7 separate regions of the Mus musculus genome follow, and all the other regions are linked to region 1. Evidence: chromatin loops called from intact Hi-C (ENCODE). Cell type or tissue: left cerebral cortex. All regions are shown on one strand.

What was found. A loop is a pair of places that touch in the nucleus more often than their neighbours do. Peaks named below come from ENCODE experiments on the same cell type or tissue, not always from the same donor. Only the 100,000 strongest peaks of a DNase experiment are listed, where the experiment ranks them.
Region 2: a loop joins it to region 1, with 10 times the contacts of the local background. A loop is called at or near these places in 5 of 42 quality-filtered maps.
Region 3: a loop joins it to region 1, with 2.1 times the contacts of the local background. A loop is called at or near these places in 2 of 42 quality-filtered maps.
Region 4: a loop joins it to region 1, with 3 times the contacts of the local background. A loop is called at or near these places in 5 of 42 quality-filtered maps.
Region 5: it touches region 1 in a loop (4-fold over the local background); 7 of 42 quality-filtered maps call a loop at or near these places.
Region 6: a loop joins it to region 1, with 4 times the contacts of the local background. A loop is called at or near these places in 6 of 42 quality-filtered maps.
Region 7: a loop joins it to region 1, with 4 times the contacts of the local background. A loop is called at or near these places in 4 of 42 quality-filtered maps.

What each region holds. Positions count from the first base shown.
Region 1 is chr2:21,907,525-21,911,524 of GRCm38, reverse strand. All of the region lies in intron 4 of Gm39767 (a long non-coding RNA gene), which reads left to right. Among named protein-coding and RNA genes, the nearest start is that of Gm39767, 55 kb to the left of the region's middle. In left cerebral cortex, a CTCF peak has its summit at 1,739; DNase peaks (open chromatin) are centred at 1,757 and 2,243; H3K4me3 peaks cover 351 bases; H3K27ac peaks cover 722 bases.
Region 2 is chr2:21,212,716-21,216,715 of GRCm38, reverse strand. Thnsl1 (threonine synthase-like 1 (bacterial)) reads right to left here. Exons shown (of 3, transcript NM_177588.2): 3 at 1,707-4,000. The coding sequence ends at 3,036. Among named protein-coding and RNA genes, the nearest start is that of Thnsl1, 9.0 kb to the right of the region's middle. In left cerebral cortex, a CTCF peak has its summit at 2,191 (motif pointing left); a DNase peak (open chromatin) is centred at 2,168.
Region 3 is chr2:21,793,306-21,797,305 of GRCm38, reverse strand. All of the region lies in intron 7 of Gpr158 (G protein-coupled receptor 158), which reads right to left. It overlaps Gm39766 (a long non-coding RNA gene), which reads left to right. Exons shown (of 2, transcript XR_866003.2): 2 at 1-2,205. It also overlaps the pseudogene Gm24886. Among named protein-coding and RNA genes, the nearest start is that of Gm39766, 22 kb to the left of the region's middle. In left cerebral cortex, a CTCF peak has its summit at 2,296 (motif pointing right); no DNase peak of the experiment used is centred here; H3K27ac peaks cover 146 bases.
Region 4 is chr2:21,203,481-21,207,480 of GRCm38, reverse strand. It overlaps Enkur (enkurin, TRPC channel interacting protein), which reads left to right and starts at 2,116. Exons shown (of 5, transcript NM_027728.2): 1 at 2,116-2,409. The coding sequence starts at 2,333. Thnsl1 (threonine synthase-like 1 (bacterial)) reads right to left here and starts at 1,757. Exons shown (of 3, transcript NM_177588.2): 1 at 1,636-1,757. In left cerebral cortex, a CTCF peak has its summit at 2,276; DNase peaks (open chromatin) are centred at 1,792 and 2,091; H3K4me3 peaks cover 2,442 bases; H3K27ac peaks cover 1,436 bases.
Region 5 is chr2:20,896,865-20,900,864 of GRCm38, reverse strand. All of the region lies in intron 3 of Arhgap21 (Rho GTPase activating protein 21), which reads left to right. Among named protein-coding and RNA genes, the nearest start is that of Arhgap21, 69 kb to the left of the region's middle. In left cerebral cortex, a CTCF peak has its summit at 1,987 (motif pointing left); a DNase peak (open chromatin) is centred at 1,975; H3K27ac peaks cover 195 bases.
Region 6 is chr2:21,364,393-21,368,392 of GRCm38, reverse strand. It overlaps Gpr158 (G protein-coupled receptor 158), which reads right to left and starts at 826. Exons shown (of 11, transcript NM_001004761.1): 1 at 1-826. The coding sequence starts at 137. In left cerebral cortex, no CTCF peak of the experiment used is centred here; DNase peaks (open chromatin) are centred at 874, 1,371 and 1,515; H3K4me3 peaks cover 1,642 bases; H3K27ac peaks cover 1,847 bases.
Region 7 is chr2:20,901,873-20,905,872 of GRCm38, reverse strand. All of the region lies in intron 3 of Arhgap21 (Rho GTPase activating protein 21), which reads left to right. Among named protein-coding and RNA genes, the nearest start is that of Arhgap21, 64 kb to the left of the region's middle. In left cerebral cortex, no CTCF peak of the experiment used is centred here; DNase peaks (open chromatin) are centred at 263 and 2,405.

The sequences.
Region 1 (4,000 bases):
TGCATGCACAACTACACAGATTTATGCACATACAGGCAGATGTGTGCAATTATGTACACAAACCCATGTACACAAGCACATATGTGTGCTCATACAGACACTCCAGGAAAGAGGCATCATATGCTATGATTTGTTTGTTTGTTTGTTTGTTTTGTTTATTGTTTGTTTGTTTTTGGTGTTTTTGAGACAGGGTTTCTCTGTGTAGCCCCGGCTGTCCTGGAAGTCACTCTGAAGACCAGGATGGCCTCGAACTTAGAAATCCGCCTGCCTCTGCCTCCCGAGTGCTGGGATTAAAGGCGTGTGCCACCACTGCCATATGCCATGTTTTGATGGGTATCTATGGCTGGCCCATTGTTTGCTATGTAGCTCAGGTTGGTTGGAACTCATGATGTCCTCTCTCCTCTTCCAAAGAGATGGAATTATAGCATTAAAGTCTGACAGGCTGGGGCAGTTTAGAAGTGCACCAGGTGTTACAGGAGAGGCCTAGTTTAAAGCCCCTTCATAGCTTCTCTCCAGAGGCATCCTCGTCCTTACCACTACTTTGAAAGACCATCTCCTCCAAATCTCATGTTGAAATTTAATTTTCATGTAACATGATTAAAATGTAGACATTTAAGAGATAATTGGACCAGGAGGGCCTGATGCTCATGGATGGGACTGATCTTTATAAAATAGTTGGGGTTTTGTCTTCTCTTCCCATCTCTCATTTATTGCTTTCAGCCATTCAGTGAGGAGTAGCCAGGCCTCTGTTGGAGGGTGACTTGACCTTGGACTCCTCAGCCTCTAGAACTGTGAGCTAACAAATTCCTTTTCATCATAAAGGACCCAGCTGTGGCCAGTTCTTGCAGTCTCCACTTCCATACGCATATTTGGAGGTCTGGATTATACATTAGTTTCTGGGTCTTCAACAAAGTATCTCCAGGAAAGATGCATCATGTTTCATATGCTCAGGTCTGAGACAGTTTTGCCATTTGCGTATTTGGAAGAGAAACAAGGCTCCCTTCTTCTGACTACATAAAAATTTAGAACCTGAACATGGAGGTGGAGAGTCTTTAGCATAGTTAGCTTCTCGACGACAACAACAGGCAGATTCCCAGCGAAATATTTGTTTCTGTGATCTCGGGCTTTTTCATAGGAAGTTTAGTTGAAGAATGAAGGAATCTCACATTCTAATTGATGAGTTTATTTTGAAATCTTGAGTGTGATGGATTATAATGATTACCATCTGTTTATCATTATAGTCACAGATTGTGAACACAACATCATCACATTAGCATAGTTTCCAGATCACATTTTACTTTGTAAAAATCTTTCCTGAGCTGGTTCTGGTGGTGCAGGTCTGTAATCTTGGATGCATGGGAGGCTGAGATCACAAGTTCAAGGCTAGCCTGAGCCATTTAACAAGACCCTGTCTCCAAAGCACACGGGAAAGAAAGAGATTGGGCTAATTTTTAAGAGCTCACCAATACTGTTTTGATTCAATTTTTCTACTTCTGGACAGAAGTTACAAAATCACAGGTTGTATTTATTCCCCTGGTGGATATTTGCTACGTCACAGGACATTCAAATGATGTCACCCTATGATCCTGAGTACTCTACCAACTGTAGGCACAGAAGGAATAAGCTAGTTTCAACTACCCTGAGCAAGAGGATTAAGGTAAATATTTGGCTTGACATTTTCCAACTTCCCAGGCTTTTAGAGTCACAACTCATGTTCCCTTGCAGTTCAAGACTACTGCCACTAGGCGATGCTGCTGTACATAGTTCTGCTGTGCAGAAACAAAATGGAAAGTTGGAAAAGATCAGATGAGATCACTCCCTCCGTGGGTCTTTCCTTGAGGGGCGGGAGAAGGGGTGGAGGGGGCGGTGGTGGTCAATTAGAACTCCAGACTCTGAGCAATCATTCACTGCTGGACTCTGGCTCGGCTAGAGGTCAGGGCAATCAGGAAAAAGACTCTTCACTTAGAGCCGCTGCCTATGCTGGGGAAAGAGCCAAAAATAGACCCGGGGAGAAAAAAAAAAAAAAAAAAGAAGAAGAAGAAGAAGAAGAAAAGAATGGGGACTTAATAGATATCACAGCCGTTTTTTTTTTTATAAATATTGCTGTTTGCTTCCCACTCTTGCCCATGTCACTCCAGGCCATTAGCGCTCTATTTTTGCCTCTGCAGCCCTCTGGGCCTGGCCCCCTCTGCCTCCTAGGCTCTGGGCTCTCGGATCCTCCCCTCATGAGAGCAGCTCTCCTGGGCCCCGCAGGTTTGACATCAAAAGTTATTTTTATACTAGTAGATTGCAGTATCATTACAGCATAGATTTTGTGCCAAAGACTGGCCCAAAATCCGGCAGAGAAGAAAATGATCCCAAAGGCAAACCTATTTAATCTCAAAATGTCTCTTAAACTGCATTATTTACAGTCATAGCAAAAAGTGTTACACGGCCAAGAGAATGAAAGTGTCTTTTGTACATTTTCCTACTGATGACAAGAAGGCTTTCTGATATGTAAATGAGGCAGGCAGGTTTCCACTTGGCTGTGGTTAGTCTTTTAAAGTTCAAGAACAGGGCCTTGGGCTGGTAACATCTCTTAGTAGGTGAAGTGCTCAATGAACAAACATGAAGACGTGGGTTTAAATCTCCAGAACCCATGTAAGACAGGTGTAGTACAGATCTGCATTCTCTGTAGTGTTAAAGCTAGATAGGAGGCAGAGGCAATAGAACCCTGAATAGGAATAGCAACAGTGATGGATGCACACATATTCACATGAGTGATACAGAGAGAGAGAGACAGAAAGACACACACACACATACACACACATACATCTATATGGAGGGGGGTAGAAGATAAAGATCCAGAGTTTTCCTCTGACCTCCATAAGGGAGAAGATGAAGAGCCAGAGTCCTCTGATCTCCATGCTATGGCACATTGTACACCTGCACTGAAATGAAGGTGTGTACACACATGTACAACATATCCAAAGGCACATTAGATGCCCACACTAACACACATACACACATCACTCGCACACACATAAGATGAAAGAGTCATCATCAGTGTAGATCCAGACATTCTACCCTAGTTGAGAGTTCTGACTGTGGGTGTCTTTGGGTTCCCCTGGAATCTAGGGTTGAAAGGGAAATGATGCATGAAACTACACATTCTAGCTGGGGTCCCTAACTAGAACATGGTAAATTGGTACACAAGGAAAGGAAAGGTACTCAAGGACAATGCAAAAATCAGCTTCCAACTAGCGACTGCTTGCTACCAACCATGTTTGTTGAGGGTTGGTGGAAGAAATGAATTTCCTTACAATACCAGGGAATAGAAAGATGAGACTGCAACAGCATGATGTGGTCAGAAACTTGCTGTTTCTCCATCTTTGGCCTGCCAATTGCTGACCATGACATGAAAGTAATTCAAGACTATCAGGTCTTGCACTGTATCTTGCCTGTAATTTTGTACCCCACATCCAGCATTGTCTCATCTTATGTCCCCTAAACAGTAGATTTGATATCAGTTTTCTATATATTTTTTGAGATAGCATCTCCATGTAAAATGTATTTATCTGTATGTATGTCTTTGGTATTGCCATACTTTTAAGAGATGTGCAATCTGGGCACATTTTCTGACCAACCAGCTCTCATTCCATCTTTTTTTGTTTTCAATAATCAGATCATCCTGTAACGAGGAGTGTGATGGGTTGTATATACTTGGCCTAGGGAATGGCAATATTAGGAGGTGTGGCCTTGTTGGAGTAGGTGTGGCTTTGTTGGAATAGGTGTATCACTGTGGGTTGGGCTTTAAGACCCTTGTCCTAGCTGTCTAGAAGCCAGTCTTAGTCTTCTCCTAGCAGCCTTCAGATAAATATGTAGAACTCTTAGCTCCATGCTCTCGCCTTGATGATAATGGACTTAACCTCTGAACCTGTAAGCCAGTGCCAATTAAATGTTGCCTTTATAAGAGTTGCCTTGGTGGTGGTATCTGTTCAAAGAAATAAAGCCTTAAGTA
Region 2 (4,000 bases), 690 kb after region 1:
CCTGGAACTGGAAGTATAGATGGTTGTGAACTGCCATGTGGGTGCTCCGTGATCAAACCTGTATCCTGTGGAAGAGTAGCCAGGGCACTTGACAGCTGAGTCATCTCTCCAGCCTTCAGATTCACAAAGTTAAGACAACTAACAACCAAAACCAAGTCAGGCTTTTGGAAGAAAAGCAGTAGAGAGATGATGCTGTGTCTTGCCTACTTCACTTGCTTGTTCTCTCAGCATGTAGATGGTTATCTCATGTCTTCACGTGGTCTTTGGGTCTCCATCATCCTCAGCTCCTCTTGTTTGTTTCTTTTGAGACAGGGTTTCTCTTTATAGTCCTGACTGCCTTGGAGCTCACTCTGTAGAACAGACTGGCTACAAACTCAAGAGAGATCCATCAGACTCTGCCTCCCAAGTGCTGGTACAGAAGGTATGCACCACCACACCCAGCTTCAGCTCACTCTCCTCCCACGTGACTTAGATAGTAAACTAAACATAGCAAAATTGGTATTAAAGAAAAAAAGAAACTGACTTCAGACATGGAATTTGGGATAGCTACTTCTTGGGGGAGGAATATATGTACCTCTTAAGGTGCCAGAGGTGAAGATGTCTGTGGTGCTCTGCTCTTACTCCAGAGACTCATGCACCTCAGTATTTATAACCTACCTCCACTCACTGTACAGTGGAGACAAGAAAGTGGAATCAATCCTACAGCCTTTGCAGCACTGTCTTGGTTAGAGCAAGGAGGAATGCAGAAGGTAGACGTGTGGGTTTTGCTATGAATGCTAAACTATGTAAAGAGCATGTAAATACCACAGGAAGACAGGATCCCTGGAGACATTGAAGGAACAAGAGAGGGAGGAAGCAAGATATCATACTGAAGCATGTTATCAGAGTTGAAGGACACTGGACACAAGGCTTACATGGACACTAGCCCTTGAAAGGAGGACTGCATCCTAGGTCACATGGGAGGAAAGTGAACATCTCTACTCTTTACAAGGGAGAGCTGAAGCTAGGTGTGGCCATGCATGCCTTTAGTCCCAACACTTAGGAGGCAGAGGCAGGTGGATCTCTGTGAGTTTGCAGCCAGCCTGGTCTACAGAGTGAGTTCCAGGGCAGCCAGGGCTACACAGAGAAACCCTGTCTCAAATGAAACAAACAAAAAAGAGAAGCTTGAGAGTGACAGGGACCCAAAGGCCACATGAAGACATGAGGTAACCATCTAGATACTGAGAGAATAATCATATAACAACCAGTGAAACAGGAAGTCACAGTGTCTTCTCTCTCTACTGCTTAACTTCCAAACGCTGACCCTCAGGACCTACATCCACTATGAAGCCTGCTTACTTTACAGCAGTATTTCCCTTCTGTTGGCTCACCTATTCATTTAGAGACAGTTTTCCCATGTAGCACAGCCTGGTCTCAAGCTCGCAATTCTCCTGCCTCTGTTTCCCAGGTGATGAGAGCTTAGATGAGTGACACCTCACCTTATTCCCTCTTCTGTTAAACTCTGCCCTACCTGGATGCAGCGTTGGCTTTTTATGTATTCCCACACTATTTTGCAGTAATTATTTTGTGTTGTACATCACTTGGACTTCATGTGCTCTTTCATGAGTTGCTGAGTCCAAAATTGAAGGCTCAACATTATCCCCTTATTTTTAAAGTAGATTATCATGCATATGCAGAGTAACATTAGGATAATTTTTTTCTTTTATGGATAATTTTCTAAGTCTACTGAAACAAATATTCTGAAATGATAGAATGTGTACACAAATACAGAGCTTTGAGTCTCTATTAACAAAAAGTGTTTCAAGTATTGTTTGTTTGTTTGTTTGTTTGTTTGTTTGTTTTAAACAGGACCTCATGTATCCCAGGCTGGCCTCAAACTGTGTGACTAAACATGACCTTTTCCTACTGCGTCTACCTTCCTAGGTGCTAAGGATGGAACCCAGGGTTTTGTGCACTGTACAGGGACATCCCTGGCCTCCATTATAAGCCCTAGAACTACATTTTAGAAGCAAAACCAGAGAGCTGATATTAACATGTAAATGGTTTAATTTAAAACTTGTATAACAAATTGCTTATTGCCCATTAAAACTATTAACCTTTTTCATCATTTCAATGTTGAACATTTCTCTGAAAGGTAACCAGAAGCAGACTGTCATGGGCAATAGCAAATGCTGTGAGGAATGCCATCTTGTGGTGGGGAGCAGCCCATTGCATGTCTTCATTCAGTCACACCCTTCAATCCAGAAAGTAAATACTCAGGAAATATACAAACCACAATTAAGATCACTGTCACTACACAGCAATGGAAATGAAACACAGTTACCATTTTGTGTGGATTTAGGTACCCCAAAATGTTTTTTTAAGTGAAACAAATAGGACCAGACTAAAAATAATACAGAAGAGCTGCTGTCTATAACTGAACTTTAATAAAGCATCTTAAACATTACTAATCTTGGATCACCTTTCTCTTGAAGTAGGTGACTTTGTTTCCGTGTTCACTACTTCACAGTTCTGTCAACTGCTACATCCTACATCGGCCTGATTTTCAAACTTCACCAGCACTAACTACAGACATTCAAAGAGCAGTGAATGGGCCACGAAATCTCTAGCTGGACAGTGTACATGTCATCAAGTATTGTCCAAAATGGAATTTGAAAGGGGTTAAAAACGATGATTCTAATCCTAGTGAGCTTACTACTTCCTCTATGTTAGCTAACTATCTCAAGCACAAATTGTTCAATAAACACTAAATGACTAGATATGCAGCACCTAACTGCATTTAAATATTTGTAAATGCTATGCTAAATACCAGATATTTTGTTCCACTCAGAAGTGTTGGGTAAAGGAGAAACTGCCATACCAACAAGTGCAGAAAATAAAGCATGATAGCAGAGGGTTCCAGGTACTATGCTGGCCTCCGTCTCTTAGTCCAGAGATCAGATGCACACATAAACATTTACATAAAATAAAGCAAATGCTATTGTAGTCCAAATCAATGTTTGAGATTTATTATTGCTCCTTTCCAAGAAAAACCCCTACTCAGACTTCCTTACAAACCAATTTTGGATGAGTTTTTCTGCATGACTCTTCAGGACATCCACATCAGCTACACAAACCTGGTAATCCATCTTCTCCTTCTGCTTCATTCTCTCTAGCAGAGCCTCGTGAGGAGGGGGCAATGCATTGTACGAGCTCAGTAAGTAAAGCTGGCTGGACGACGTCTGGTTGAGTTCTTTAATCCCCAGTGCCTGCATGATAGCAGGGGCAAACTTGGAGTAGTGAGCTGTGGATGCAATGAGCACTGGGCAGCTTTTGTCTTGCATCTTGTCTGCAACCACTTTTGCAACAGCGGTATGTGGATCCAAAATATAGCCTGATGCATTGTAGGTAGTGCTGATAGCTGCGAGGCATTCTCCCTCAGAGCACCAGTCGGCAACAAACTCTTGCTGCAGCTTCTCGACCAGCATCTTCTCAATCCGGAAGTGAAGCTGACTCTCTAACTGATGGTATAAATTTGCCATTAACTGTCCGTCTTTGTTAGCCATCAAGTATAAATGTCGCTCCAGGTTGGAAGACTTGAGAATATCTATTGATGGTGAAAAGGTTTGTGCTAATTTCCTATTCCTTAGATCATAATGTCCAGTTTTTATGAAGTCAGTCAAAACGTGGTTCTGATTAGAGGCACAGATAAATTTTCGAATAGGGATTCCCATCATCTTGGCATACACTGCCGCCAACACGTTCCCAAAGTTTCCTGTGGGAACACAGACATCTACTGGGCTTCCAAAAGAAATAAACCGTTGGTTAACAAGCTCAAGGTATGCAGAGGCATGATAAACTATCTGCGGAAGTAGTCGAGCCCAATTTATAGAATTAGCTGAACTTAAGATTGTTCCATATTCCACAGCCAGAAAGCCAGTAAAATCAGAATCATTAAATATTTTTCTAATAGCTGTCTGGCAAAAATCAAAATCTGACCTGACACCTATTGCCCAACCAT
Region 3 (4,000 bases), 110 kb after region 1:
TGGTGAATGTGAGAAGTATGAGCTGCCACCCTATCAACAGAGCATGGTGTTCTACAGTAAAGCTTTTCTAGGCCAGAGCACCCTCTAAAACAGACGTTCTCAACCTGTAGGCCAGGATCCCTTTGGGGGGGATTGAATGACCCTTTCACAGGGGTCATATACCAGATATCCTGCATATCAGATATTTACAAGATGACTCATAACAGCAATGAAATCACAGTTATGAAGTTACAATAAAAATAATCTTGTGGTTGTGGTCCCTAGAACATGAAGCACCCTATTAAGGGGTCGCAGCATTAGGAAGACTGAGAACCACTGCTCTAAAACAATGATGGATGTAAGCATGTGATGGAGCCTCTTATTGTCAAATCAGTTATGTGCCATGCTGCTCCACTTTCATACAAATGGCACAGTGCTAAGTTCACTTACACAAGTTCCACCAAAGCACTCTGATAAATTCATTATGTGGTGACATAGCAATGATTAGGCCACCACTATGTGATATGAATGTTCAGTATTGTTATAATTTTATAGGACCATCATTGTATATACAGGTTATTGTTAGCCAAAATGTTATGTGGGCATGATTTTAAATAAAAATAGTCTATTCTATTAAACAGGTATATTTAGAGCTAGGAAACTGTGGTCAGAGTGAACTTCTATGAGAGATTTTAAAAGTAGGGCAGTTTCAAATGACTACAAAGTCTCACAAAATGAGAAAGGCCATGGAGAGGTGGAGAGAGTGAACTGTGGCTGAGGTTAAAATGGCTGTTCATTAATATGGTGTAGGCAATAAAAAGTCAAAATGAGTGTGGACTTGTGAGACTTACAGATGGTTTGGCAGGGATTCTAAGCATCTTCTACCTGATGTCACCTATTTATGCTTTTCAAGTAAAGATTATCTATGGGTAGAACAGTGAAGTGTGGAAGTTTGGAACAGAAGGAAAGTAAATCAAACTGGAAATGCCCAGCAGAAGGGGAGTTCTGGTGAGTACTACAGAATGACTGGAGCATAGCTGGGTTCTGTTGCTCCAGCAAACCCATCTGAATGTGCCCTCAGAGCTTATGTTACACATGACAGCATAAGGCCACATTCATCCAGAGTCATATTAAGCATGAAGTGCTAGGTCCAGGTCCCAGGGTACTGAAGACTTGGAATGGATCCAAAATACACATTTCTAACAAGTTCCCAAGGGATGCCACACTGGGACACATTTGAGAACCACTGTTCTAAATCTCTCTCCCTTGTAAATATTCTAACCTACCAGTCCCAAGATCTGGCACATTGTAGTTTTTATAAAAACATATGATGGAAGCAATCAGACTTGAATATATTGGACCCTTACATCATTTTCCTGGCTCTCTAAATTTCTAGTGTTTTCAAAAAATTTATTGCTAAGTATCATTCATAATATGTCCCAAAATAATGCATTCCACGTCTTTCTACTTAAGATGTCTCCTTCTTGTTTGATACAATTTCTCCCCAACTCCATCTGTCACTACTTCTATCAAATTGGATGCTTCCTACATATATACATTTTTAATGTTTATAATGACACAAATATTACCCATGGCTCAAAGTGCTTCTACATAAAGATTCCTGGGATATGGTCCAAAGTATTTTGTCTTCCTTTACTGAACAATATTGTACCAAAAATTTTTCATCATACTTTTCTTCTTAATGATCTAATGATGATACCTTTTTCTTTACACTAAGAGTAAACACTTGATAAGTAGCATTTTATAAAATACACATTTATGTCTCCCAAAGAGTGTTCAGCATGGCAGTAAAGAAGCTAGAACTACTTAAGTGAATCTTACTGATAGCATGTAATTCCTATGTTCTATTAAAGTTTATGAAATGAATTGCAACTGTGAATCATATATCCCATTTGTTTGTCCAGACTACAAAAATGATTTTTAAAGAAGTCATGATGTTGACCTTGTGTCCTTGGTTGTGACATCATGTGTGTTCCCTGTTATCATTTTCTTTTGTTAAACATATACATAGTGTGGGGCTAAAGAGATGGCTCAGAGGTTGAGAACACTGACTACTCTTTCCAAGGTCCTGAGTTCAATCCCATTGGCTACATGGTGGCTCACAACCATCTGTGATGGGATCTGGCTCCCTTTTCTGGCATGCAGGTATATATGCAAGCAGAACACTGTGTACATAATAAATAGATAAATAAATAACTGTTTAAAACAAACATAAACATGGTGGAATTTCTTATAATAATATAAGAAAATCCTGCTCCTAGAGGCATTGTTGCTGTGTCACATGTGTGTCAGTAGGTGGCAGAGAGGAGAGAGGCTATGTCTATGCTTGGAGTTCTGATGTATGAACATCTGAATGACAAGCAGCCTAACATTCCCTGAAAAACGTGAGTCTGAGACAACCACCAGTGTGGTGCCAGGGGCCCTGACAGGGAGCTAACCTGAGAAGACTGCCAGTCCTGCACCACGGAGGCCCTGACTGGCTCCCATGATGGGGAGCAAGCTGGAGCATAGAAGACCACAGGCCCTTGGGCAGGAATAAGCCTGAGGCAGAAGAATCTTGCAAGGGGCCACTTTGGTGGGCCAGGCAGAGAGTAACCCCAAGAGGATCACTAGTCCAGCATCATGGGACTTGAACAGGCATCTAGCCTGAGGTGACTACCTGTCTGTTGCCACGCAGATGGGAAAGGGGAAGACAGACCATGCCAGAAATGACCCATGTCTGTTGCTATAATGCATGAGCAGGGCATAGAACTCCTGAGATGACCCCAGGCACTCAGGGACTCCAGGCAGCACAAAGCAGATCACCGAAGTGGTGCAGAAATGGAAGAGAAAGAGAAACAGAAGGATGTAGGTGGGCACAATGAAGAGAAGCAGAACTGGAGGTGTGTGAGTTGTGAGGAACAGCCTGATATGGGTAGCTGATGATGAAACTTGGCACCATGATGGGGCCCTGGCCTGTGCTGCTGAGGGCCAGGGGGCAGGGGCACGTCTGGGTCCATAGCCTGAAGTAACAGGGGTGTTTTAGCACCAAAGACTAGGTAGATGTTGCTGGTCTGAGCTGCATCCTGAGGACATGTTGCTGTCTGAGAGCTGTGCAGAGCGGGCCCTACCACTCATGTGGGCATTGTGGGAGAGATGGTCCTGGGGCATGAGAACAGGTGAGCTGAGCCTGCCCCTAGTCAGCTGAAGTACTCTGGAAAGCAGGTTCCACACAATTGTGGGGGATTGCAGGTGAGCCAACATGAAGATACCATCACAGAAGAGCTGGTCCTGCCCCTCGTCTCCTGTGTGGTACCATGGGTGAAGGAGAGAAGCTGTCCTCCCCTGTCCCCGCCTCATGATTATGAGAGAAGGAGAGCTGGGCTGCTCCTCACCAGCTGTAGCACTCTGTAGAGAAGGCCCTGCACCTCACCTGGGCAGACAGTAGAGTGGCCCTGGACTTGGGGATTATGGTTGAGCTGGCCCTGATGGCATGAGTGTAGGAGAGCTGGCCTTCCCTCCTGTCTGCTGTGCAGTGGTGCAAATGAGGGAGAGACACCTTCCTCCTCTCCTTTATCCCGTGCCATCTATGGTAGACAAGAGATCTGGCCATGTCTGTCACCAGCTATAACACTCAGGAGAGATGGCCCTGCATGTCATTGCCTGGACAGCAGGGTAGAGCTTGTCTGGTTGCGGGGGTCGCTGGTGAGCTGGTCCCAAGATCAGGAGAGCAGGTGGGCTAACTAGCACAGATACCTCTCAGGCCTAGATCCAGGGCTTCAAATTGGCCCACCCCAACATCTTCCCCATCAATGAACTGCTAGAGAGCATGAAGGTATACTGTAGATCCAACTCCACAGGATCTCCATGACCCAGGGTAACAACAGGATATGCAAAAGGAGCCCCACTGAGATTCCAGTATAGACAGTGTAGCAGAAGCCGAGCCCCACTGAGATTCCAGTATAGACAGTGCAGCAGAAGCCAGAGGCCTCATACCAGACCAGTGAGTCATTGCAATGAA
Region 4 (4,000 bases), 700 kb after region 1:
TAGGGTCACTCCCACCACCCATGAACTGGTGAGCGTGGCCACTATGAATTCCTAAGTGAGACGCTGGGTTGGGTTCCCATGAGCCTTTAGTCACAATACTTTTTCCAATGAATATATTAATATATATACACATATATATGCTGCTCATTAATTAATAGGAATGAAGCCAGCAGCACTCTTAACTCATTCCTGAATGAAGCTCATCTTAACATACCTGCTTTCTCTGTATACACACCAGTCTCGTCATACTTTGGACTACTACCTGAGTACTCAGTTTAGGGATCACTTTAAGTGGCCACTGAAACCATAAGAATGCAAAGCATGTGGCATGTTTTGCAGAATATAGAAAGGATATATGTTACTGAAACCCCACACAAGACAAAACACAGCTGGCCTCACTTCAGCTGGAAACATCACATACCACGCTTCCAAATTTTCACTGCCATGCCTACGTCCATAAATTACTAATAATGTGTGGCTAAGTATTGAAGAATTATGAATAAACTTGAACAAATGAGACACTGACATACAGAATCCATGAATAATGTCTGCTAACTTTATGTCGTTCCCCTTTAGTGAAAGCTGCATTCTTACACCCCTTTTCACGTATCAGCTGCTTCTAATTAGAACATGCCTTGGGTTGTCAACCTGGTTCCGACTACTGGCCTCAAATACCTGAATCCTTGGGTTCTATCCTGAGGTCAGGAAGGTATATGCCTTGGCTAATGGCTATCAAGTTGGTTAATACTGTTTACATTCTATGAATTCACGATTCAACAGTTAACATGCACAGGAGCATATATCCAACAAGGAAGTTTTTCTCTTTACATGTTAAGTAAAAAGCAGCAGAGAAATCATTTTTTTTCAAAAGCAAAAATTGGTGCTCCCTATCCACCCCTTAATCTATGGAATGTTTTTAAAGAAACCCAATCTGCTGTGAAATAAGGAAACACATCACCCCACCCCAAAAGATTATTCATCTGAACCGTGGGCTGCCCAGAAAAAAAATAGATAAATTCTATCAAACCGAAAAACGGGAAACTAAATTGTTTCTTTATTCTTATCGAATAAAATTTAGCAGAAGCCTCCAATCACGACTTGCATTGAGCGAGGCCTTCCAAGTGAGGACTGAAAAGTTCACTAAGCCACCAGGCCATTTAACCCAGCCACCAGGCAGTGAGAATTGAAGAACTGATGCACCTGACTTCCCTGGCAGGGCAACTGCCAAGTGGATTTAGACCCACGAAATTTCCTCCCAAATCCCAGGGCCAAAGGATGTGACTGGGTGAAGGCTTTCAAATGAGAGTGCAATCACAAGTGCATATGCATGAACGGGAGATCAAACAGCTCAAACGAAATATAAGCACTTCTCGGAGAGGAAAAAAACAAAAACATGTCAAAAAGGGAGTCAAGGGCTGAAACCTGGGCAAAATTCGAGGCCCTCTTCCAAAGGCTGGTCCTCCTGGCGCCGGGTAGCGCTCGCGCACGCACCGTGGAGACAGAGCACCGCAGGGCCCGCCGCAGGGTCCGGTGCGACAGGTGGATGGCAAAGAGAGGCCTGATGGGGCACGACGGAAGGGGGGATGCTAGGGTAACAACTCTCGCTGGCTTTCCATTCCTCCTCCATTAACTCACCAAGAAAACCACCCAAAGAAGAGGAAAGAGAGAAAGGGAGAAAGGGAAGCGCCTTCGGCACCGCCTGGCAACCTCAGCCGGCAAGCCCGCCCCAAGCTGCTGCTTCTGCGCCTGCGCTGACTGCGCGCTGCGCCACTAGGCCAACCACGTAACCCAGACGCCCCGCCCATTACCCCGAGGCTCCTCCCCTTCCCCGTCGATCGCTCCACCTCCGCAGGGGCGCGGCCTGAATGTTGGAAACTATTATGTGACGCGTGCGTGTCTGTCCTGCTCCCTATTGTAGAATTTTTCTTTCCAGATGTACCGAGGAAAACCACAAAATGTTTGGGTGCGGGGGGGGGGGACAATGTTTTCATGTCGTCTTTTCCAAAGACGCAGGAACGTCTTTTTCCTTACGTTTTTCTCAGACAGAAGAGGTTACAAAAAAGGAATCAGATAAAAGCCAGGTTGCCCCGTCTCCTAGCAACTGTTTCCTTAGCAACCACGTGGTCAACAACGCTAAACAGACTCGGAGCAGAATTATTTTCTTCCTGAAAAAGGGACTGTTACGAAAGGGTCAAAGGGAAATTACACGAAAGAGAAATTTTAGTTCTTTGATAAGAAAGTAAGAAAAGAAAAAGGCGGTGAGAGAAGGAGTTGAGACAGTGGGAAAGTGAGCCAAAAAGCTGAGTACTTGTTAAGGAATTCCTTGGTGGCCATGGACTCACCCTGCACTTCCGAGAGTATTTATAACCTCATACCCAGTGACTTGAAGGAGCCGCCCCAGCATCCTAGGTATGTGGGTAAGCAAAAGCGATGACTTCAGCCCAGAGGAAGATCGTTGACCTCTTTTAAAGACTTACGGGGCTGACTTTTACATTTAATCTTGGGTCGCAACTTCTTAAGACCAGGTGGACAAATCTAAATAGCGTTTCATATTTCACAGAGAAAAAAAAAAAGTGAGCTAGTGTTGTCAGACGTCCATTTTATGATCATAGCCCCCCACTAATATGCAATTATTAATTTGGTTTTAGGTGCTGTGTATAATGTGAAATTCCATGTCGTTGAAAAGAGGGGGAAAAATCTGTTTTATCCGTCCGTTTTAGGAAATCTGATGTTTAATTTAGGAACTCAATGTTGTATTTGACTTAGGCACTCTTTTGCCTCCCGTAATTTGTGTCTAAATTGAATTCTCATTTGTTTCTAGGCCTCAGTATTTCAATTGGTTTAACAAAAATGATGGACTAGAGAGTATGTCTAGGATTTTTACAGATCTTGTGGTTTAATGAAAGGGGTACAGTTGGATGGATGGAAATTCCAAAATATATAACTGAAGGAAATTCTTATGTGTTTGTTATATTTCTGAAAATCTCCAAATCTGAAAAAGGAAACTTCAAAATAAATGTCCCAGATACTTGGCCATATAGGTATTTTGTAAACTGTATTGAAGTCTGAGAGAAGAGGGCAGTCCCATGCCTCCTAGGAGTTGGTGATTTCTGTTATTTACCTTTGTCTTTTGACTTAAGAAAGTCACAGCCACTTTAAAAGAACCAGCACTCAGGTGCGCATGCCTGTTGCGGCACCCAGGATGCTGATGGGGAGAATCTGAGTTCAAGGCTAGCATGGGCTACAAAGACAGACCCTGTCTCTAAAACCAAACAACCAAGAAAAAAAAAAATCAAGAGTTACCAGTTATTATTATTGTGGAGGTCTACAATCAATTTGCACTTGTTTTCTGATTTGAAAATAAGTGAAGTAGACATTCGGAGGTTCCTTCCAAATGTAATGGCCAATTTTTTATGACGTGGAGTGGTAACAGCAAAGTGTAGGTCCTTCCATTTTAACTCAAACTGAATAGGCAGCTTATATCAGAGCAATCATGATATTGTATTTCCCTTGCTTATCAGCTGGGCATCTCTGGGGAGGAATGAAAATGCTGACACCGGTGTGGAGTTTGCAATGCTCACATTACTTGTAGCTGAATCAACTTTTGGTCCAAAATTCCTATGTACTGTTGAAGATAAACTTCCTCCTCTCTGTAGCACACTGGAAGAAACTGCCTTCTATGGAATACTGAGTTTGGATGTTAAGATATTCTACTAGTTCAGCATTTTGTTAAGTGGTAAAGAGCTTTAATGCACCTGGGAAGTTTGTTGTTTGTTTGTTTGTTTGTTTGTTTGTTTGTTTTAAAGGGGATTCATTTGGCCCCTGTTCTGTGTCTAACTGTGCCCCAGTATTCTTGCGCATGCTAGAGTGACAGCATAAATTATAAATTCCTTGGTTTATTCCTAAAAAATAATTACAAGACAGACTTAGTATAAGAAGGAATAAAGGGGGTGCCCTAAATGATCCTGTTATGATTTTGACAAGATGCCACACAAGCAAG
Region 5 (4,000 bases), 1.0 Mb after region 1:
CTTCAGAGAGAATTAATCGGAAGTCTTTGGCAGAGATAAGTAACTGTAAGAGAACTAGAGAGAGATTCACACTAGGGTTTGAGCCGCCTCTAAAACATGGCTCTCTTCTCTGGCTTTTTCTTAGTAGTATTGCCCCAGACAGTACTGTAATTAGGTGGTTTTAAGCTGGCTTTTCCTAGCTGCTGCATAACTTACAACCAGGGTCACAGAACCAGTGTTCACCTCCTCCTGTGTCTGGTCTTTGGAGGAAAGCAACAGGCTTGCCTCCTGAGGGAGAGATAGTCCTCACGTTTAAATGTTCATTAGGGACAGACAGTTCATTGTGTGAAGCACCACCCATGCTTGTTAAAACTCCTCAACTTCCACACTTTACTCCTAAGATGTGTCTCCACCCTCCCAACTCAGTTTTTGTTCATAAAAGGAAACTTCAGATGTTTAAGGATTGAAAGGGCGGAGGCAGGGCAGGCCAGGTATCACACTGGATGTTGTCCTTGTAGGAGACGGTGCCCGCTGTGTGGCTGAGGCTGTAGCATGTGCCAGAGCGAGTGTGCTGCTGGCTATCTCTATTAACTTTCCCTGGAAGGGCGGCAGAAAAGGCAGTGCCCAGGTGCCGTCCTCCCTGTGCAGTGGAGGTGTGGGTGAAGAATAACATATGCGTTCGGTTCATCCCGCAGCGCCAGTTCTGCTTACCAAAAGTGGCCCACTAGGCACTCGCATTCCACGCCCGGCTCCACGCCAGCGAGCCGGGCTTCTTACCCATTTAAAGTTTGAGAATAGGTTGAGATCGTTTCGGCCCCAAGACCTCTAATCATTCGCTTTACCGGATAAAACTGCGTACGTCGGGAAAAGAGCGAGAGCGCCAGCTATCCTGAGGGAAACTTCGGAGGGAACCAGCTACTAGATGGTTCGATTAGTCTTTCGCCCCTATACCCAGGTCGGACGACCGATTTGCACGTCAGGACCGCTACGGACCTCCACCAGAGTTTCCTCTGGCTTCGCCCTGCCCAGGCATAGTTCATAGCTCTCCTGCTGGAGAGCCCGGATCTTGTTCCTCATTGCTTTCCATAGCCTACATAGAAAGTATGTGACTCCTAACTTAATCAGTGTTTATTGTGGGAATTGCAGCCCCCTGCTTTCAATGTTCAACAGATAACTTCTCATCTTTGACATAAAAACAGAGCAGAAATATTCAAAGCTAAGTGTGAGGACAGTTAAGAATTAAGAAATACATTTTTTGTTTGTTCATTCATTTAGCAAACATCTGTGCAGTCTGCACCATGAGCCAGACACACTAGGCTGATTGCGTGGAAGGAAGCGTGCTGCCTCTAGCCTCACTTCCTTCAGAGTGTTGAAAATGTCATGTGATATAGTGCACTTCCTCGGCCGGCCGGTTAATGAAACGTGCCTTCTGCGCCCCTTTCCTTCTCACTGTGTGGCGGTGTCCACAGTCATCTCACACTAACCGCTTCACCATTTTCCCACTCTCAGGTGAAACATAGGGCTGTAGGGCAAGGATTTTTTTTTTTCAAATTCAAAATAGTTTCTATGCTTAAAACATCATCTTATATTTCCATCTTCCCGTGTTTTATGTGTAAATTTGTGGGTGTATATGTTTCTAATAAATGTACAGAAGAAACAGAGAGCACACAGAGGACAGCCTTGATAAGCTTATTAGTTCAGGGGTTGAACAGTGTATAAATCCAGAGATGGGAAGTTGTTGCTTATGATTAACAAATTTGTCTGGGTTGTCAGAGAAATTTACAACCTCGCAAAGCAGAAACAACAGGGCTCTGACTCTAGACATAGACATCATTTATGAAGCTCCTGAAACAAGGGAAAAGACTAACATTACTGAACTCCAAGTGCTCTGAAAGGCGGTTACGGACTGTTCATTCAGAGAGAACTAGGGGGAAGTATTTGTTGGATAACAGGCTCCCACAGTGTTTCTGCCCAGCTATAGCTCTAAAACTGATTCATGTCTGACCCCTAGTGGAGGTACGCTGGCTCTTCTGTTGCCTACCCTGTCCCTGTACTGGGAAGGCCAGACAGCTTCAGGCTGTTTACTGTTAGCATTGTCCAGGCTGAGGTTTTGAAGTAGATAGCAGTTACTTACTGAGCATCCGTTACATCCATTCTGTGCACTTGAGATTTCTGCGCAGCGTATTTTCTATAAACTCACAGGATTTTAATGTATAACTGAGCAAGTCCACTGTAAACTTACGGGATTTGAGTATGTAGCTAAGTGTATAAGTATATTAAGTATATAGCTAAGAAGATTGACTATAAACTCAGATAATTTTAATTTGTAAACGAGTAGATGCCCAGTAAACTCACAGGATTTGAGTATATAAGCAAGCACACCCACAGGTATCTTGTTTATAAACTTAACCTGGGGGTGTCTTGTGATTTTCACGTGTGAGCCCTTTCTGAATTTGTCTCACGGCTTTGGGAGCTTTGTCAGTTCTTAGTGTTAAGTGGATACTTAAGGTAAAAGATTGCCTTGTGCTCAGCTTCTATGTGAACGAAACTCCATTGTGCAGAGTACTCCATTGTAGACACCCAGTGCAGCATTTTGGTTTTGCCAGCAGGTTAATACTAAAGTTCTTATCTTTCAGCTATGCCTGCCCAAATATCTATAGGGTTTATGAATGAACTGGCATCTGGGATTTAACTTTAAAAGCTTTATATGGGTGCGAGTGGGCTTATATGAAATGTGATTTTCTTGGTTCCCTAGTCTCCTGGGGCTTTGTGCTGTTAGCATCTCTGGTTCTGAATGTATGAAACACTCCCATGACAAAAAAAGTTTTTATAATTAAATGTCTTTTATCTGAAAAAGTTTAACATGAGTAATTTCAAACATAGTTTACTTTTTACAGTTTTAAACTGGTTTATTTTACTCCATTGCTTGAAGGTCAGGTTGCATTAAGAGAGTATATGCGGGGCTGGTGAGATGGCTCAGTGGGTAAGAGCACCCGACTGCTCTTCCAAAGGTCCAGAGTTCAAATCCCAGCAACCACATGGTGGCTCACAACCATCCGTAACAAGATCTGACTCCCTCTTCTGGTGTGCAACCATCCGTAACAAGATCTGACTCCCTCTTCTGGTGTGTCTGACGACAGCTACAGTGTACTTACATATAATAATAAATAAGTCTTAAAAAAAAAAAAAAAAGAGAGTATATGCTTGCTTCTACTATATGAAATTGTGATTGAAATGTGACAGGTCTTCATCTGGATCCCATTCAGAGATTATTATAATTTGAGATTAGGATTCCTAAAGTTGTCAGATCTGCAGATTGGGAGGTAAAACTTGAATGTATTAACTAGCATTTTGAAAATGAGTATATTGTCTTCTTAGTTTGGGTTTTACTGCTGTGAAGAGACACCAGGACCCAGGTAACTCTTGTAAAGACAGCATTTAATTGGGGCTGGCTTACAGAATCTGAGGTTCAATCCATTATCATCATGGCGTGAAGCATGGCAGCATCCAGGCAGGGATGGCGCTAGAGGAGCTGAGAGCTCTATATCTTGTTTAGAAGGCAAAGAGAAGACTGGCTCCTATGTGACTAAGAGGAGGGTCTCAAAGCTTACCCCCACAGTGACACACTTTCTCCAATAAGGCCATTCCTCCTAATAGTGCCACTCCCTGGGTCAGGCGTTATACAAACCATCACACTCATCTTGAATAGACTATGGAGAACAGCTTGACTTAATAATTTACTTTTCCCCATCTCTCTGTTGATTTTCCTCATACCACAAAAGAAAAGAAAAAAGAAAAAACACAGGCTAACAATCAGCTATAGTATTTTAATGTTTGATTACAAAATGCATGCTTTTTGTTTGTTTTTGTTTTTGTTTTCAAGACAAGGTTTCTCTGTGCAGTCCCACTGTCCTTGAACTATGTAGACCAGGCTGGCCTCAAACTCACAAGAGAGCTACCTGCCTTTGCTTCCTGCCTCTCCTGCTTCTCCTGCTTCTCCTGCCTCCATGTGCTGGGTTTA
Region 6 (4,000 bases), 540 kb after region 1:
CCATGCTGCTTCCCCCTCGGAGTCCTCTCTCGAGGGGAATCTGGCCGTCCCGGAGGGTCGAGGCTGGCACCAACCTCTCCCAATCCCAGATGAGCGAGCAGGAGGCAGAAGAGTAAAGAGTAAGCCATGGCTCCCATCTGTCTAGCATAGAAGAGAGGCGATAACCGGAGGAGTCACTTTGTAAATTTTGGTCCTCAATTTATCATCAGTAAGACTTTTGAGGGGAGGCTTCCTTCTTCTCCAGGTGGCGCCCAGTCCAGATGGACTTTAAAATAAGAATGTTTTGAAATTGGCCCAGCTGGCTCAGCTGCCGTCACAGACCAAATCACCTGTGGCAATGCTGGCTGCGCCCGGCTCCACAATGGGTCGGCTCGGGATTACGCACCTCGCAGCCTTGAGCCAAACAGGTTACATCCCCAGCAGCTATAGTTAGCCCGCTTACGTCTTTCTGCTCAGCCGCTTCCACCGCCGCTCTCATTGAGGTGTGTTCAAGAGCTGATGCTGATGCTGCTGATGCAGCTGATGTTGCCACCGCGGCCACCAAAGATGCTGCTCCATCATCTCACCCTTGGCAGGTCGTTCCCGCCTCCCAGTTCTGGCCCCTCCTCGACCGCTTCGCCCGGAGATGGAAGCGCGCACACAGATCCAAGCCGCGAGCTCAGCGGCGAGTCCCAAGGAACCAAGGTTTTCTTTGAAGACGTTCGTGTGTCTGCAGTCCAGACAGCCAGGCAGCTGATTAACTAGAGCCTTTAGGTTTGGCCACAAACCACAGCGCTGCCTTTCTCTGCTCTCAGATGAAAGCAGTTTAAAGAGACAGCTTGGCCGCAACCAAACCCTTGTAGGGCGGCTTCAAGTCGTCTTGTGCCCTGTTTGGTCGGCGCCTCTGTCAATCAGCTGACTGCCATTTGTTGGCTGGGGCGGGAGCTGTCCAGTGCTGAACCCGAGGCGCACTGAGGAGGCGGAGGAGGAGGCGGCGGCGCTGTTTTCACCCACTCGTGTTCCCTGATGACTCGGAAACCTTCAGGGGTGGCAAGGAGTGGGTGGGAAATAGGGGAGAAGTGGCGCTTTTGGTGGTTGAAAGCGAAGGAAACTTGGACTACTGAGGAGGAGGAGGCTGTTGGCATCTTGCTTGCTTAGTAAAATCAGCCCTTTCTTTTGCCTGGAAAAGAGGGAGAAGAGAGTAGTTTTCATTTCTGACTGAAACTGGGGAGGAGGGAACGTAGGATGGAAATGTGTCCTTCTTAGCATCTGCTCATTTTTTAGGCAAATTATCAAATTCTCTTCCTTGTTTTTGGTTAAGAGAATGATTAAACCTGGCTTGCCAAGGATAGTCTTAGCTGTTAGAGAGTAATGGAGACGTCTACTGGCCGAGCTTCAAGGAAAAATAAATGTCATATTTAAAGATTCTCTTATTCGGGGCCAGAATGGAAGGGGAGCTCTGACAAAAAGGATGTGTGGAGAGGGGACATGATCAAGAATTGCGTGTTGTAGACTGTGAGAGAATGAGGATGCAAAACAGTGAATCTGTGGTGTGTGGGATAAAAAGTCACTGTCAGTGAGTTGCTGGAATTCATGAAAAACATCTCAGACTTCAAGGAAGGGCTCCAGAGATGTGCCAGCTCCAGAAAGAATTGGGAGAGCCCCTAAGCTCTCAAAGCTTCCTGTGGCATTTCCCTGTTGAATCTGCACTTTCTAAATGTGCCTCCACTTTTGAATTCCTCAAGAAGACACATGCAGAAAATCCCAGGTTTATTTTAGTCCCCAACTAACAAAGATGTCACTCATGCCAGTCCAAGATAGACTTACTGTACTATGTCATTTTGTTCTAGCAAAAAATACCTTAGGCTATTCTGTGTTTCTAGCATTGTAAACTGATATGTAAAGAAAAATAATTTGTTTAGCTCTTAGTTTTGTACAGTGGGTGTCCAAGATCAGGTAGTCCCTGATTTGGGAGACTGGTAATGGCCTTCTGAAGACAGTATGATGCTCAGAAATATATTGGAGAGAGAGAGAGAGAGAGAGAGAGAGAGAGAGAGAGAGAGAGAGAGAGAAAGAGAGAGAGAGAGGGGTCAATTGGCATGATGACAAACATCAAGTGAAGGGCTAAACAGGGTTTTTAATGACTTACTAACTCTCAGCATGAAGCATTAATCCACCAGTGAGAACAGAGCCCCCACAAACCAATTGCCTTCTATTTCTACTAGATCCCATCCCTTAAAATTTTACCATATTAACACCTCACACTGAAAACAAAGCTTCTAATGAAGGAACCTTTGGAGCATGTACTGGCTAGTTTTGTGTCAACTTGACACAGCTGGAGTTATCACAGAGAAAGGAGCTTCAGTTGAGGAAATGCCTCAATGAGATCCAACTGTAAGGCATTTCCTCAATTAGTGATCAAGGGGGAAAGGCCCCTTGTGGGTGGGACCTGCCCTGGGCTGGTAGTCTTGGGTTCTATAAGAGAGCAGGCTGAGCAAGCCGGGAGAAGCAAGCCAGTAAGGAACATCCCTCCATGGCCTCTGCATCAGCTCCTGCTTCCTGACCTGCTTGAGTTCCAGTCCTGACTTCCTTGGTGATGAACTGCAATATGAAAGTGTAAGCTGAATAAACCCTTTCCTCCCCAACTTGCTTCTTGGTCATGGTGTTTGTGCAGGAATAGAAACCCTGACTAAGACAGAGCACTATCCAAATCAAGTAATAGCAATATCTAAGTGCTGGGATGTACGAGACAAAACACCATGGTCATGGTGGTACATTGAATATCTAGAACACTGCTGGCACAGAGTAGGCTCTCATTATACACTTGATAATTAATGAATGAATGAGAAGATGATGAATTTAATTATTCTTTTCTCATGAGAAGAATTCTGCTCAGTGAGCCAGGGATGAAGGCTTTTGGAATAGGAGTTAGCAACCAGTTTTCTCAGCTGCTGTACATGGTTTCCAAGAAAAATTTTACAACTATGCAAAAAATAGTTATTTGACTTGTATTTACTTATAAGTAACTTCTGTGTTCATATCTGTCCTAGTAAGGAGTACTATTGCTATGATAAAACACCATGACTAAAAGCAAGTTTTGGAGGAAATAGATTATTTGGCTTACACTTCTACATCATAATCCATTATCAAACAAAGACAGGAAGGAACTAAAACAGGGCAGGAACCTGATGCACAAGCTGATGCAGAGGTCATGTAGGAATGCTGTTTACTGGCTTCCTCTTCTTGGCTTGCTTAGCCTGCTTTCTTATGGAACCCATGACCATCAATCTGCCCAGGGATGGCACCTCTACAGTGGTTTGGGCCTTCTCATATCAATCACTAATTAAGGAAATACTGGCTTGCCTATAAGCTAATACTACAGAAGGACTTTCTCATTTGAGATTCCCTCTTCTCTGATAGTTGTAGCCTGTGGGAGGTTGACATCAAACTAGCCAGCATAATATCTGAGTTTTTGCTTAAATTTTGCTTTGAAACACATACTCTTATGCTAAGTAGAAGTAACTTCAGTTTATTAGTCTGTTATATCACATGTGGCAATAATTACACATAGAGTTTCTCTTGAATTTATCATAATATTCCATGTTTTTGCATTTATTTAACTATCTAAAGACTTAAGTGTAATATCCTCAGTGACTATTTTAGAAAACCTGTAAAACTTATTTAAAATTCTTTAGGCACCTTGCCCGCCAGAGAGGTGGCTGCCTGGGAGGGCTCTGGCCTCCAGAGCAGGCGAGGGAGCCATCTTGTGTCCGGGGTCCCTCTGAGACCAGTCTGCTCAGGTGAGAGTGCAGACTGCAGAAGCAACACAGCTTCTGGAACAGGCAGAAGTGACACAACTGCTGGGACAGACCCCGTTTAGGGTTCCAAACATCCTGGCATCTTCCCCTCCAGAAAAGAGGTGGCCGCCTGGGAGGGCTTTGAACTCCAGAGCTGCTGAGGGAGCCATCTTGTGTCCCAGGTCCCTCTGAGACCAGTGTGTGCAGGTGAGAGTTCGGACTGC
Region 7 (4,000 bases), 1.0 Mb after region 1:
TTCAGGTGATGTTGATGTTTATCTAGGAAAATACATTTGTTAAGCTAATTGAACCTTGCACTTAAAGTATTTTATCTTAGTTGTAAGTTACAGTTAATTTCAATAGATGCCGTGAAGAACATGTGTGATTAGTTCACTCCACTGTTTATAGATAGTGGTGTTGGACTGTTTGGGACAACACAGCTATGGACCTTCTTTTACCTGCTTTGAATCCAAAGGCATGCTTCTGTAGGAGTGTCGCTGCTGAGTCATCACATGCACAGGGTACTGCTGTTCCCAGTGCAGTTGGACCAGCTTGCACACGAGCAGCACAAGCATCCAGTTGCTCTGCAGCGTCGCCCTGCTTCGTGTTAACCTGTTTTCAAATTTTGGTCGCTGTAGTTGGCGTGGGCAGTGGTTTGGATTATAGTTTTAATTTATATTTTCCATGAGACAGAGTTGATTGTGCATCCATTTTAATTGTATACTTGTAGGCATTCTTTGAGTATTCCAAATGGAAAATTTGGTGGCTACAGAAGTATAGTCGGTGCCCACTGACCTTGCCTTTCCAATCCTTACGACCTCTGTTAAGGTTCTTATTTCACTGCAGTCTGAGTGAGTGATACTTTGTTTTTAATACTTTGAACTCTCTCTTAAGCATTTTGCTGTGTTCTTTGTCCATGAAGGTGCTGCACTGTGGATATTAAGATGCTCTTTTGATTTATCAGTCACAGCCAAAGCTACAGTTTGCCTATCATTATTTGGGCCTGCGGTTTGAGACCAAGACGAGTATTTTTCTTGTGATATTTATTTTGATTTTCATGGGTCTTAGTGTAAAGTCTGTGCCTTTCCAGTTACTGTGTAGCAGAAACCAGCTCACTTATGGTGTCCGTCTTGAGTGTCTTGAGTTGGTCCATAACTATGCTCTGGCCTGGAGTTGGCCCCGTGGAAGCTATGTAATACTTTCCAAACCAAGAATAATTTTATATTTTTACAGGTTTGTTTAAAAAGAGAAAGAGAAAGAACACACCAGATACTGTAGGTACTTAAGAGCCCTAAATATTGACTGCTAGTTCCTTACAGGTGCTCATCATATGTGTTGTTCTGTTCCATTGGTCGTTTGTGTTGTTTGCTTTTTCAGACAGGATTTCTCTGTGTAGCCCTGATTGTCCTGGAACCTACTATGTAGACCGGGCTGGCCTCCAGAGTTCAGCCTGCCTCTGCCTCCCTTGTGCTGGGATTAAAGCCCAACACCATGCCCAGCCCATTGGTCATTTTATTTGCATTGAGCCAACACTGCTTCTGTTTGCTGTGGCTTGATAAATGATTCTATCTATAGTGCATCCTTCATTTGCTTGACTGAGATCTAACAGTGCTTTGTCACGAATCTGCGTGCATGACGTTCCAGATTAAACCCACAAAAAGAAAAGGAAAAAAAATTCTGACAAATTTTGTTCATTATGTACTATCATAAAAGCTTTAGAATTGGGTTTTCAGTTGTTAGAAATTTTCTTGTGTATGCGTTACAAAATTTAAATGTTGAAAAACACTTGCCTTCAGGAGGCTGAGGCAGAGACAGGTGTGTCTGAATTTGAGGCTAGCCTAGACTGTACGAGATCAGTATCTATTCAGGATTTCCAGTACCACTTTCTCAGGAGATTTATTGGCCCTATAGGAACTGAGCACAGGGAATAAGAGAGAAAGCAGGGAACGAGGGAGACGGGGAGAGAGATTTGTCCAGATGACAAAGGACTGCCTCTGGATAGAGAGGAGACACGTGTGGCACATAGCAAAATGGCTGTTTATAAAGGTAAGAGGGGAAACCCTGTGTTAGGATGAGGTGTTTAATTGGGCATGTTAACTAGGGAAGCCAAAGGGGGCTTTTGATTGCTGGACTTTGTTAGCTGGACCTTGGTAGTCAGCCTTGGGAGGAGAAAGTGGCCGAATAAGGAAATAGACCTTGGGGGCTAGCTTCAGGAATGTAATCTAGTGATTTTTAGTAAGGAAAAGGGAATTGGTTAGAAGGACCAGGCCTGCCACAGCCTTTTTGCCATGCTCGAGTTCCTTAATGGGTCACAGAGTGAGTTCCAGGACACCCAGGCACACATAGAGACAGAAACCCTAACACAAAACAAAAGCATCCTTGCCATGTTGAATCTTGTAGTGTGTGTCTCAGATTAATTGGTCAGCATCTATTGGAATACCCCTTAGGTTTTTCTTCATCTTTTGATATAGTGAATATATATTGATTAGATTTTTAGATGTAACCAATGTTGTGACCAAACCAAGCTTGTTTGCATTGTTGTGCTCATCAGCCTCTTGGCTCGGTCTTCTATTTGAAGATTTTCACTTCTCAGCTCAGTGACTGTGTGTTGTCATCCGCAGACACGGAGTGGCAGCAGCTAAGCGAGGGGAATGGGTGACTCATGCCGAGAGTTAGCAGAGAATGATCGCAGTGGATAAGAACTGAGGAGGACTGGGAAAGGGCAGTGATACAATCTGGTCCTAAGGGAAAACGTGAAGGAAAGATTTGTCAGTAAAAGCCTCACCCTTCAGTCTGGATCCAAGGAAGACTCAGCTGGGCCGTAAAGCAGTGGAGGAGTTCAGGGAGCAGTCTTCTTGATGAACACCACTTTGGACAACAGTGGGGACATGCCTACTTAATGGGGACATGGCAGTGGGCTGATGGCTGGCTACTGCAGAAGGTTCTCAGAGGGATGTCTGGCACAGTGCCTCTGTGATGCTCGCCAGCCCGGAACACCTTGCTTTCCTTCCTAGCCTTTGGAGACTGGTAGGCTCTTTACCTTGTCTAGCTTTCCTGAGAGCAGGAGTTGACTCTGAAGCCGACTTTTACTTTATGTATTTAGAAACTTTTGCTTATTTATAGATAATGAAAAATTTGATTTTTTTTGTTGTTGAATCTTCTTTAAATTTATTTTCATTTGTATTATGTGTATGAGTGTTTTGCCTGCATATATGTCTGTTAGTCACTTTCACCCTCGGTGGCCAGAATAGGGCATTAGAACAGTGGTCCTCAGCCTTCCTGATGCTGTGATCCATTACTACAGTTTCTCATGCTGTGGTGACCCCAACCATAAAATTATTATTGTTACCACTTCATAACTATAATCTTGCTACTGTTATGAATCATAATATAAATATCTGATGTTCAGGATAGCTGATATGCAACCCCTGTAAAAGGGTCTTTAGACACTCAAAGGGGTCTAGATGTACAGGTTGCGAACCACTGCCCTAGAACTAGAGTTACAGATGGTTGTGGGCTGCTTTTTAGGTGCTGGGAATTGAACCTCTGTCCTCTAAGAGGACAGCCAGTGCTCTTAAACCACCAAGCCCTCTCTCCCACCCTTTGTTTAATCTTTGTTGTAAGAGTCTGTTGATTCAGGGATTCTTAAAAGTTTGTTTGTTTGTTTGTTTGTTTATTTTCTCTTCATGCATTCTGTTTGGTAAGTTAAGTAATGTATATTCATTCTTTTAGTAGTTAGTTTGGAAATGCTCCTTCTCTTTCTGCTGCCTGTCTATGATTGCTGTGCTGTGTTGGAATCAGTTTTGATTTAATGAAATGCCTTTGTTTTGCCCCCATTTTTGCTTTGTCCATTCTCTACTAATCTTGGAGATACAACTCTCTTCTTACTTGGCTTCTGCTGTGACTCGTACATAAGTTGGTTATACCTTTGCTGAAGGTAAGCACAGGCACACGTGCACGCTGTCACACCCATGCGCTGTAAGGTTTTCTCTGCACCTTCAGTGCTCAGCCATTTCCTGACAGTGAGTGTAGCTGAGGGCTCTGGTGTTGGGTGAGTGGAACTTCTTGAGACTGGAGAGCCTTTGCTCCTCAAACTTTACCACAGTCTGTGTAAATACTGCAATTCAGTATTTTCATTTCTTAAAAATGTCTAGATTTTCATATTTTTGTTTGAAATAAAGAAGCTGATGGAAAAGTGGTAGGCAGTTTCAATTTTTGAAGGGTTATTTTGTAGGTTTCATAGCTAGTAAAAGATTG